Linked DNA regions of Homo sapiens: regions 2 and 3 are each linked to region 1. A link is a contact called in ENCODE Hi-C or POLR2A ChIA-PET data. All regions are on one chromosome and are shown on one strand. Each heading gives the region's core, a stretch centred on a gene start or an enhancer-like site at or near the end of the contact. The rest is flanking DNA. Distances are from core to core; before and after follow the strand shown.

Region 1 (2,937 bases), core at 238-2,737:
CTCCCTCCGTCAATAACATCACCATTAATTACGCAGATCCTGCTACTAGTGCACAGGTTGGCAATTTTCCCAAGAATGCACAAATACGAACAGTTCTACTTTCTTGCTTTTACTGGATACTCAGAGTTTAATGGATTTAACATCTTGTTTTGGCCAAGAACAGGAGATAAAATGAATAAGAGATTTTATTTTTATGCAATTATTTTCTCTTACCATAACCACTTAAACAGCAGATTAGCAATAAGGGGGAAAAGTTGTATATTACTCTATTGAAAGATAACTTTATATGAATATCTAGAGCATAAGGGAAAACTTACTTTACATCTTTGATAATAAGAACTAACCCCCTGCCGTTCCCAGCTAAGAACTGAACCAAGTTCATAATCCAAAGGTGTTGCAATTATTCCGAAGGCCAAAAACAGTTAGTTGTCTGTCATCTGAGAGCCATAAAACTGAGGAAACTAACATCTGTTAGTGTTGGATATAAAAGGAGCATAGCTATTCTTTAGAATTTAATATAGAAAAACGAAGCTAAATTCCAACCTGAGTGAAATGAATTGTAAATATTTTTGCCTGTTAAATTGCAGAGCTTAGAATAATTAACAATAATAAGTGATGTTATGAGCCTCAAGTAATATAAAAATCTCAGCAGTTTGGCAGGAATTGGCCCTGTAGGCAAAGTTGTTTATCCTCAGGTAAATAGTGTGCTTGACTCATGGTAGTCTATAGAGATTTAACCTTGGCTTCAGTCCACAGTGATTTTTATTTTAAGCTTCATCTGATGGCAGAGAGAGAATGTGAATGTTCTGATGTGCAGGAAAGCAGAGTCAAAGAGTGTAGCCTGGTTTCATGTTCATTTATCACTTTTAGACAGATTATATCTATTGTGATTGATTTTTCTTGTGGGAAGAAAAATAGTTTTGCTTGAAATATTTCTGATGGCTTTGAACTGAACTCCCTTTTTCAGCAGAGGAAAAGAAGAATTCTTCTAGAACTGGCTCTTGCATTTCAATTGAACCATGCATGAATTTCCTCAGAGACAGACAGACAGACACACACACACACACACACACACACACACACACACACACAGAAAGAGAGAGAGAGAATGCTCTGAAAAGCCACAGAGCATTTACTCTTTTCAGGGGAATACTATCAGTATTGTCCCCCTACTCAAACAGGAAAGATGGCTTTCAAAATGAGATAAAGTGGCGGAAACGTTTCTGGGCTTTTCTTATGAATGCAATATTATAAGCACACAGGAAATTGAAAAATTAGAAAAATCAGAGAGCTAAATGGATGGAAAAGAGTGAAGGCAAGATTCCTTTTATAGGAAATTCTTGCCAGTTATTTTGGAGAACATATTGGTGTTTGGAGTGAGATGACTCATTTCATACTAAGATTTTGGGTAAAGCAGCTCTTTTCCTGGCCAACTCATATCTGACTCATTTACCACTAGTGAATAAGGGATAAAATGCTCCTGGCTAAGAACCATTGTAAGTATTTTTTGTTCGTTTTTCTTGGATGGGGGAGGGGATGACAACACAGTGCAGATAGTCATTTCGTTTTTATAACTACATTGATGGGCCTTGAAGAATAAATTACTAGGAAAAGGCTGATATGTGGGAATTCCTTTTGGGGATAGTTAATTTTCAAACATAACACATACTTTTCTGGGGGCAAAAGACTTGATCAAAAAAATGATTGATGGGTCAACAAAACAAAACAACACAAAAAATCTTGAAGGGATCCAAGTTATATAGTCAAAGAAAATTAAATATATACGTCTGGTCACATATAGCATACTACTTAGAAGCAAGAAGTTTTCTTATTGTTTGCTAGGAATGTGTACCTTTAAACAATTGTAGTTTGCATTTGTTGACTATCTGTTTCAAAATGCTTCTACTTTGGAAAGGTCAGTACAGTACTCAGGTTTACTCTTGGATATCAGTTCAGGCTCTGCTGAAGATCAAGAAAAGATTTGGAAAGGCAATCAAGACTTCAAGATGATCAACTGTTAGGTTTTTAGGAGCACATTTGCACTCTAGAATGCCTAACTTGGTGACTTTGTGTGTGTGTGTTTTTTTTTTAACTAACACAAAAACCAAACAAACTTGAAAGTTAGATTTGCAGTTGTCATTTTGACCTGTAAATCGTGTTACATTTTTTTTTAACAAAATCCAGAATAGTTGTCTCTTTAATCATTTAACTTTCAACTTTTGGCAACCTTTCTCATGAACGTGATGGTTTCATGTCATTAGATAATACAGAAACATGAGAAAACATATTATTCAAAGTCTGACCACTTTGTTTTTTGGGTAACTATCTAGTTTGTGAATATAACAGTGTAATAATCAGCTAAATCCAAGTATCATCTACCTGAGCTTTGAATGGCTTATCAATAGTTCCAATGACATCAAAAACCCCATTTTCCTGAATCTTAAGATTTATATAGAAATATAGACCATTATTAAATATACATTCATATCTAATGTACTTAGAAACATGATTTTCCTCAAATAGCCCATCCCAATGGGATTGTGTCTCCAAAGGCTTCTAGAAGCTAAATGTTGCACAAATTATTCACCCCTCTTATTTTATTCTATGATACCATTATGTTAAGTACTTGTTTAGGTAACTAAGAACTTATTTAGACAACTTAGATAACTAAGTATGTGCGTTAGGCTGTTCTTGCATTGCTATTATATAAATAGCTGCGAATGGGTAATTTATAAAGAAAAGAGATTTAATTAGCTCACAGTTCCACAGGACTTTCAGGAAGCAAGTTCCTGGCATCTGCTTGGCTTCTCCAGAGGCCTCAGGAAGCTTAAAATCATGGAGGAAGGTGATTGGGGAGCGGGTACATCACATGGCAAAAGCAGAAGCAAACAAGAGAGAGAGTGGAGGGGAAGGTGCCACACACTTTTAAACAGCCAG
Region 2 (2,832 bases), core at 236-2,735, 76 kb before region 1:
CTGGCCCTCCCTGCAATCAGCTTTTGAAGTCCATGGCCAAGAAGGCAGTGTGAGAATACCATTATGAGAGAGGTGTTTGCTTAAAGTCATAGTCCGGACAAGATCCCATGGACCCCTTGATAGTCTAGCAGGGAGCCACAAACTTTAGCCAATATCTTCTAATTCCCTGAGGATTCAGAACTGCCCACCATAAAAACATAATGGGCTGTTTATCTGAGCAGCCAGAAGATAACATCTTAAAGTTACAATCTGGGTTACAGACTGGTGACATAAAGCAATAAGAAGTACGAATACCACCCCTACCCTGGGAAAAACAACATGTGAACAGTCTAGTGTATAGATACCACTGGATGCCCTTTTCTCATGCTAATAAGAGCCACAACTTTCCCAACATTTTTCTGTTAAATAGATTAAATATACTTGGGAAGAAATGGATGGACCCCGCCCCTTACTCCATTTGCATGCTTTATACTGTTTTTGAAGTTTGGGACTATGTTAGGAAATATTCCCACTGGCACAATCAAGTGAATTTTTGTGGCACATTTTGACTTCTTTTCAAAGATTGCTTAAGTCCTGTGACATTAATCATGATCTTCTAATAATATACTACAGAGATTCCCAAAAAGATACTTTATTCCCAAGGCTCCAATACTGCAACAGATCAGACTCTCTTTCTCTCTCTGTATATATACTATATATACATATATATATATATACACACACACACACACACACACACACATATATACATATACATATATATATATATAAAATTGTATGAATAATATATTTTGTTCCTGTGATTCTTTGACTCTCTGCTGGGACAGAATTAAAATATCTCAGAGTTAAAAAAAATCCTCTTTTTTCCAAACGCCTGTTATTTGTCTGCATTGCTGACATTAGGGAAAAGAAAAGCTAGGTTTGATATTTCAACTGCATCAATTGAACACGTAATATAGTGGAGACTTTACAACTGTTTGTTTCTGGTAAGCCTGTTTGTTATTATTACCAGTCAACTGGGAGAATCCAATGCCTGTAGGGGATCCCACCCCCAACAAATGAATCTCTATGATTATGGAGAGTGACCAAATTAACCACATAATTGCTAGACTTAACCTCATTGTATAGTATGGGTATTTTACCACATATAAATATGGCCATGAACCAACTATATCTCAACCCACTTGGTTCGTTTTAAACATTTCCTGAACATCCAATAGGATTGTTTTCATAACTTATCTTATTTAATCATAAAAGTTGTTTCCATATATCAGTCCAGTATTTTTAATCTTTTAAATGTTCACATCTGCATATATACATTTCTAATCTACTGCATTTAACAAGCAGCTTTCTTTTTTATTTGTCCCAAGAGTATGTCATATTATTATTTTATGCCAGATTCAATTTAGTCACAAGTTTTGTCTGGCCTTACCTACTGTATTTTCTTCTACCCTTTCAGGAACCCTGTAAAGTGGCAGAGGAAAAGTTACACATGAAATTGCCCTAAAGTGTTTGGAAACAGCTTCAGTCACAACTGCATTGTGCTATGCAATAAAGCTACCCTCACAGGCAACTGTTGCTGGAGGCTGAAGCCTCTGGAATGAGTCTCAGGGAGAATGTACTGCATCCCAAACTGTCTTCCTTAAGGATGACAACAGTGAAATGTCTGCCCTGCTTGGGAACATGCACTAATGCTGCTTTCTCTTACAACTTGAAAACGTTTTATTGGCTTTAAGAATTTGTTTAATCAAATCCTAGTGAAGGTTCTTCTCACTCCTGGGGCTGTTTAGTAAAATATGGATTAGGGCAAAGCCCTCTAATGTGTCCTTAGGAGAGTCATCATGGTGAGATCTGTGGAGGGGTAGGGGAATGAACAGGCTCCAGAAGATTGCTTTTAGCCAAAAAAGAAGGAGAAAAATGAGGCTTTGGCAGGAATAACTCTCTGTGTTTGAAACCAAACTATGAAAGAAAAGTATGTGAGTAAAAAAGATTTCCCCAAAGATTCGTTTGGAATAGAATTTTCAATATAATGAAGATAAAGCAGTTTTGAGAACCCCCTCTAACAATATTTTATTTCTAATAGAATTGCCTGTGAGCAACTGAAACAATTGACAAGGGCAGGGGGAAATGATTGAATGAACTGCATCACTGAAATAAATAAAAATATGCTTACCTCAGGATATCTTGTTGGATTTCCTAAAATATAATTATTTAGCTACGTATTTGAATTAGCACATAAACAAATAAGGAACACTTTTGATTTTAATATCTGAGGAATGGAAAAGTTTGGAAAAAGAAATTTCACACTATTTATAAGTGAAATATGTCTCTAGTTTACATGTACAAATTTTCTGATTCCAGGAATCTCTGCAGTCTCGTTCCTTTGAGTGTTTTCTAATGAGTATAATCATCTATAGTAATAGTATTTATTTACATATGGCATTGTGCTAAGGGGTAAGCAAAACCAATTGTGCAGAGCTAGTCAGTCTGATATAATAAAGCATGATACACAGTTATGTAGGGGAATATGAACAAATATATTCAGCAATTTTCTTGCATGAGCAATTTGAAAACAATTTTACATGTTCAGGCCAGAGAATACATGTTTGATCAGAGTAGGAGAAAGGAGGTGCTTTGAGAAATGATGGAATTTCAGCCTGATGGTTAACTATAGCAAGGGCTGTGGAACTAAATAAACCTGCATTTGGGTCCTGACTTGGCCCTTCTAAGCAATAACATGACTTTAGGCAAGTTGTTAATTTTTTTAAATCCCAGTTTTCTCATTTGTAAAACATAGATGACAACTGCATTTTATTCATAGTTTACGTAAAA
Region 3 (2,770 bases), core at 250-2,749, 110 kb before region 1:
AGGAACGTGGTACATTTCTGGATATATTTTGAAAGTTTGACAATAGGATTCCTTGGAAGATTGGCTTTGGGTTTGAGAAAGAGACAGGGAGCTGCCAAAGATGAAAAATTGAGGCAATAAAAAAGGGAGTGGTAAAAGAGAGAAGGGGGCAATGTGTGTGTGTTGGTGGTGTGAAGAGTTGGAGGGTGAATGCTAAGGAAGAAGAGCAGGACTTATTCAGGTCTGGGCTGGTGGAGCTAGAGGAGAACACCAATTATACCTGGTGTGCTTAGCGCTCCTAGTGCTGACGCTTTTCCACAAATGCCCATGGTAAACCTTCATTTAGTGCCCCCCACAAGGACCCTACAGGGCCTGTGTTGTGTGAGGCACTGGGGGCTGTTCTGCAGCACTAGCAGCCACAACAGCTGCCTGGAATCTGTATAGACAGTTCTTTGATGTGCTGCCTTCACCACTTTGGGAGCCTCTTTTCCTTGTACTTCATGCACAAACATAGGTGAATGCATGAAAAAATGTGCAGTCTATAATGTGCATTTTTGTTTTTGCCAGAAAAACCTAAAAGAAATAAAAGTTTTTGTACCATTTGAAAAGGTATAATTTTATAATATGATGCTTTCATGCAATGACATACAATTAGACTATAGAGAAAAAAGGTAGGCTTGGATTTTCACCTATAATTTACATTTGCATGATTATAATATGCTATTATAAATTATACAGGGGATCAGAATCTGCTGTCTCAGAGGTGACATATAAGATCATATAACTGCCTACTCAAAACTTTTGAGTTTCCACTCTTGTTCAGAATGAAATCCAGTGTCCTCACAGTGGCCTACGAGATGCTACATGAACTGGCTTTATGCCACCTTTCTCATCCCATTTCCAACCATCTTTCCTTTCATTCACTTTGTGTGAGCCACAGTGACATTCTTTTGATGCCCTGAATATGTGGAAGACCCTTCCACTGCAGGGCTATGTCCACCTCAGAACGGCCTTCTCTAGGTACCCCTGTCTCAACGTGCACCACCCCCGTGACTTTCTGTACAATTTGTTTTTCACCTTAGTCCTTATTACATGCTTACTTGTTTATTTATATAGTGTCTTGCCATGAAGGCAAGAGATCAGGGACTTTGCTGTGAACCCTGGCCTATAACTGATGTCCTAACTCACTTTACACATCCTCTCTGGTGGACTTTCACATTGTTTCTTCCTTGTTGGTTGCCCGCTCTCCTCTGTCCCTCAGTACACTGTGTGTGCCTGGGTTTGTTTTCCACCTGCCTTTCCTTCTAACCTATGACCTTTTTGAAGGCAGAGTTACAACATATTTGCATTTTTGAATCCCAGCACCATCCCAGTGCTTCCCATATGGCAGGGACTCAATAAATTACTTCTAAATGAATATAAAAATATTGTTGAGTAACTTTATAAGTTAAGATGTTGTGAAATTTGCTTTATAATTTTGAGTTGCAGGCTGTGGAACCAAGCCAAAGTTCTGGTCCTATGGGAGTTCCCTTCTTGCAACTGAGCACGTCAAATGAGTGGGTAGCGTCTTATGCCGTTCACTCAGCACATGCTGGGGTGAGTCATGGGAAATTACTAGTGTGGTTCAACTTAAGGACAACACTTGACTCAATGTCAGTGCAACCAATTGTTTGGCCATTGACTAGAGATGAAATAGTTCCAGAAATCTGATTCTGAGGAAGTTCAGAATCAGAATCAATTGTTCCAAATCTCATGGAAAGAAATTTAAAGTGGAATTCTTTTCTGCTTACTGTGTTTAGCATCTAGTCACATGATTTGTATCTCTTTATGTTAGTGGTAGTACTCTTTCTGTCTCCTTTTATTTTTATAAGTTTGGTTTATTCTCACTAGCATGGGTTTCACCAGGGGTGGAGACATGCAGGGAAGAAGGAAGAGGGTTGTTCTTCAAGAAGAGCATGACAGAATAACCATTGGTAGGTGAGGACAAAAAAGCATATATGCCATTGTTATTGCTTCAATCATGTGTTTTCTAGCAAAGCAACGTAGGTGCAAATCACCAGTGAATCCTCCTTATTCTCCTACGATGGCATATCCAGTACTTGGTCCCATGCCTCATTCTTTCTTTGATGCACTTTCTTGCTTTGCAAAAGTACATTGTCAAGTAAGTTATTCGGAAAGGGAGCATTGAACATAAATTTCTGAGCCCTAAAATGTTTTAAAGTATTTAAGTCACATACTTAAATACTAGTATGTGATAGCTGCAAGCAGCATTAAAGTTTAAAAATAATTTTCCCTCAGAATGTAAAAACATTCAGTGTTACTGATTAGGACTTTGCTGTCAATATCATTTTCTGATTCTTTGAGGACACGTTTTTTCTTTTTAAGGCTCTCTTAGGATCTGACAAGTGTGTATTTTTTAAAAAAATACGTAGAGCTTCACACTGGTTGGACTAATCAAATTCATATACTTGAGTATTTTTAGTTCCGAAAAATTATCTTCTGTCGTAAGTTGATCATTTCCTCTCCTCTCTTTTCTTGGGTCTCTCAGGGACTCCTATTATTTAAATATAGGACTTCTGCAATGACCCTCTGTGTCTTATATTTTCCCATCTATTTTATACTTTACCTATTTGCTTCCTCTTCTGGGCGATTTCTTCAATTTTATTTCTTCAGATCGTCTACTAATTTTTTAAGTTATGCAATTTTAGTTTTTATCTTTAAGTACTTCCCTTGTTCTTTGATTGTTCTTTTTCATAACAGCATGTCTTTGTTTCAAGGCTAAAATATTTTC

The links. Hi-C counts contacts between places; a loop is a spot of excess contacts on that map. ChIA-PET counts read pairs that join two places held with the same protein, here RNA polymerase II (POLR2A). Pooled maps may share reads with other maps.
Region 2: a loop to region 1 is called in a map of mucosa of descending colon, with 2.2 times the contacts of the local background. The contact joins the promoter of HDAC9-AS1 here to the enhancer-like site in region 1. A Hi-C loop is called at or near these places in 2 of 168 maps with a recorded cell type or tissue (PC-3 and mucosa of descending colon) and 1 of 50 pooled maps.
Region 3: a map of MCF 10A shows a loop between it and region 1 (9-fold over the local background). The contact joins two enhancer-like sites. A Hi-C loop is called at or near these places in 2 of 168 maps with a recorded cell type or tissue (MCF 10A and PC-3) and 5 of 50 pooled maps. POLR2A ChIA-PET finds 5 or more read pairs at or near these places in 1 of 52 experiments (MCF 10A).

Annotation. Positions count from the first base shown.
Region 1 is chr7:18,976,869-18,979,805 of GRCh38, forward strand. All of the region lies in intron 25 of HDAC9 (histone deacetylase 9), which reads left to right. Among named protein-coding and RNA genes, the nearest start is that of HDAC9-AS1, 76 kb to the left of the region's middle. Within about 2 kb of position 1,488, at least 4 of the 41 ENCODE cell types and tissues checked have a DNase peak (open chromatin) inside an H3K27ac peak, as active enhancers do; they include PC-3, where a contact is called at or near this core.
Region 2 is chr7:18,900,507-18,903,338 of GRCh38, forward strand. HDAC9-AS1 (HDAC9 antisense RNA 1) reads right to left here and starts at 1,486. Exons shown (of 3, transcript XR_927081.3): 1 at 1,433-1,486. The region is part of intron 22 of HDAC9 (histone deacetylase 9); the gene reads left to right.
Region 3 is chr7:18,865,257-18,868,026 of GRCh38, forward strand. All of the region lies in intron 21 of HDAC9 (histone deacetylase 9), which reads left to right. Among named protein-coding and RNA genes, the nearest start is that of HDAC9-AS1, 35 kb to the right of the region's middle. Within about 2 kb of position 1,500, at least 2 of the 41 ENCODE cell types and tissues checked have a DNase peak (open chromatin) inside an H3K27ac peak, as active enhancers do.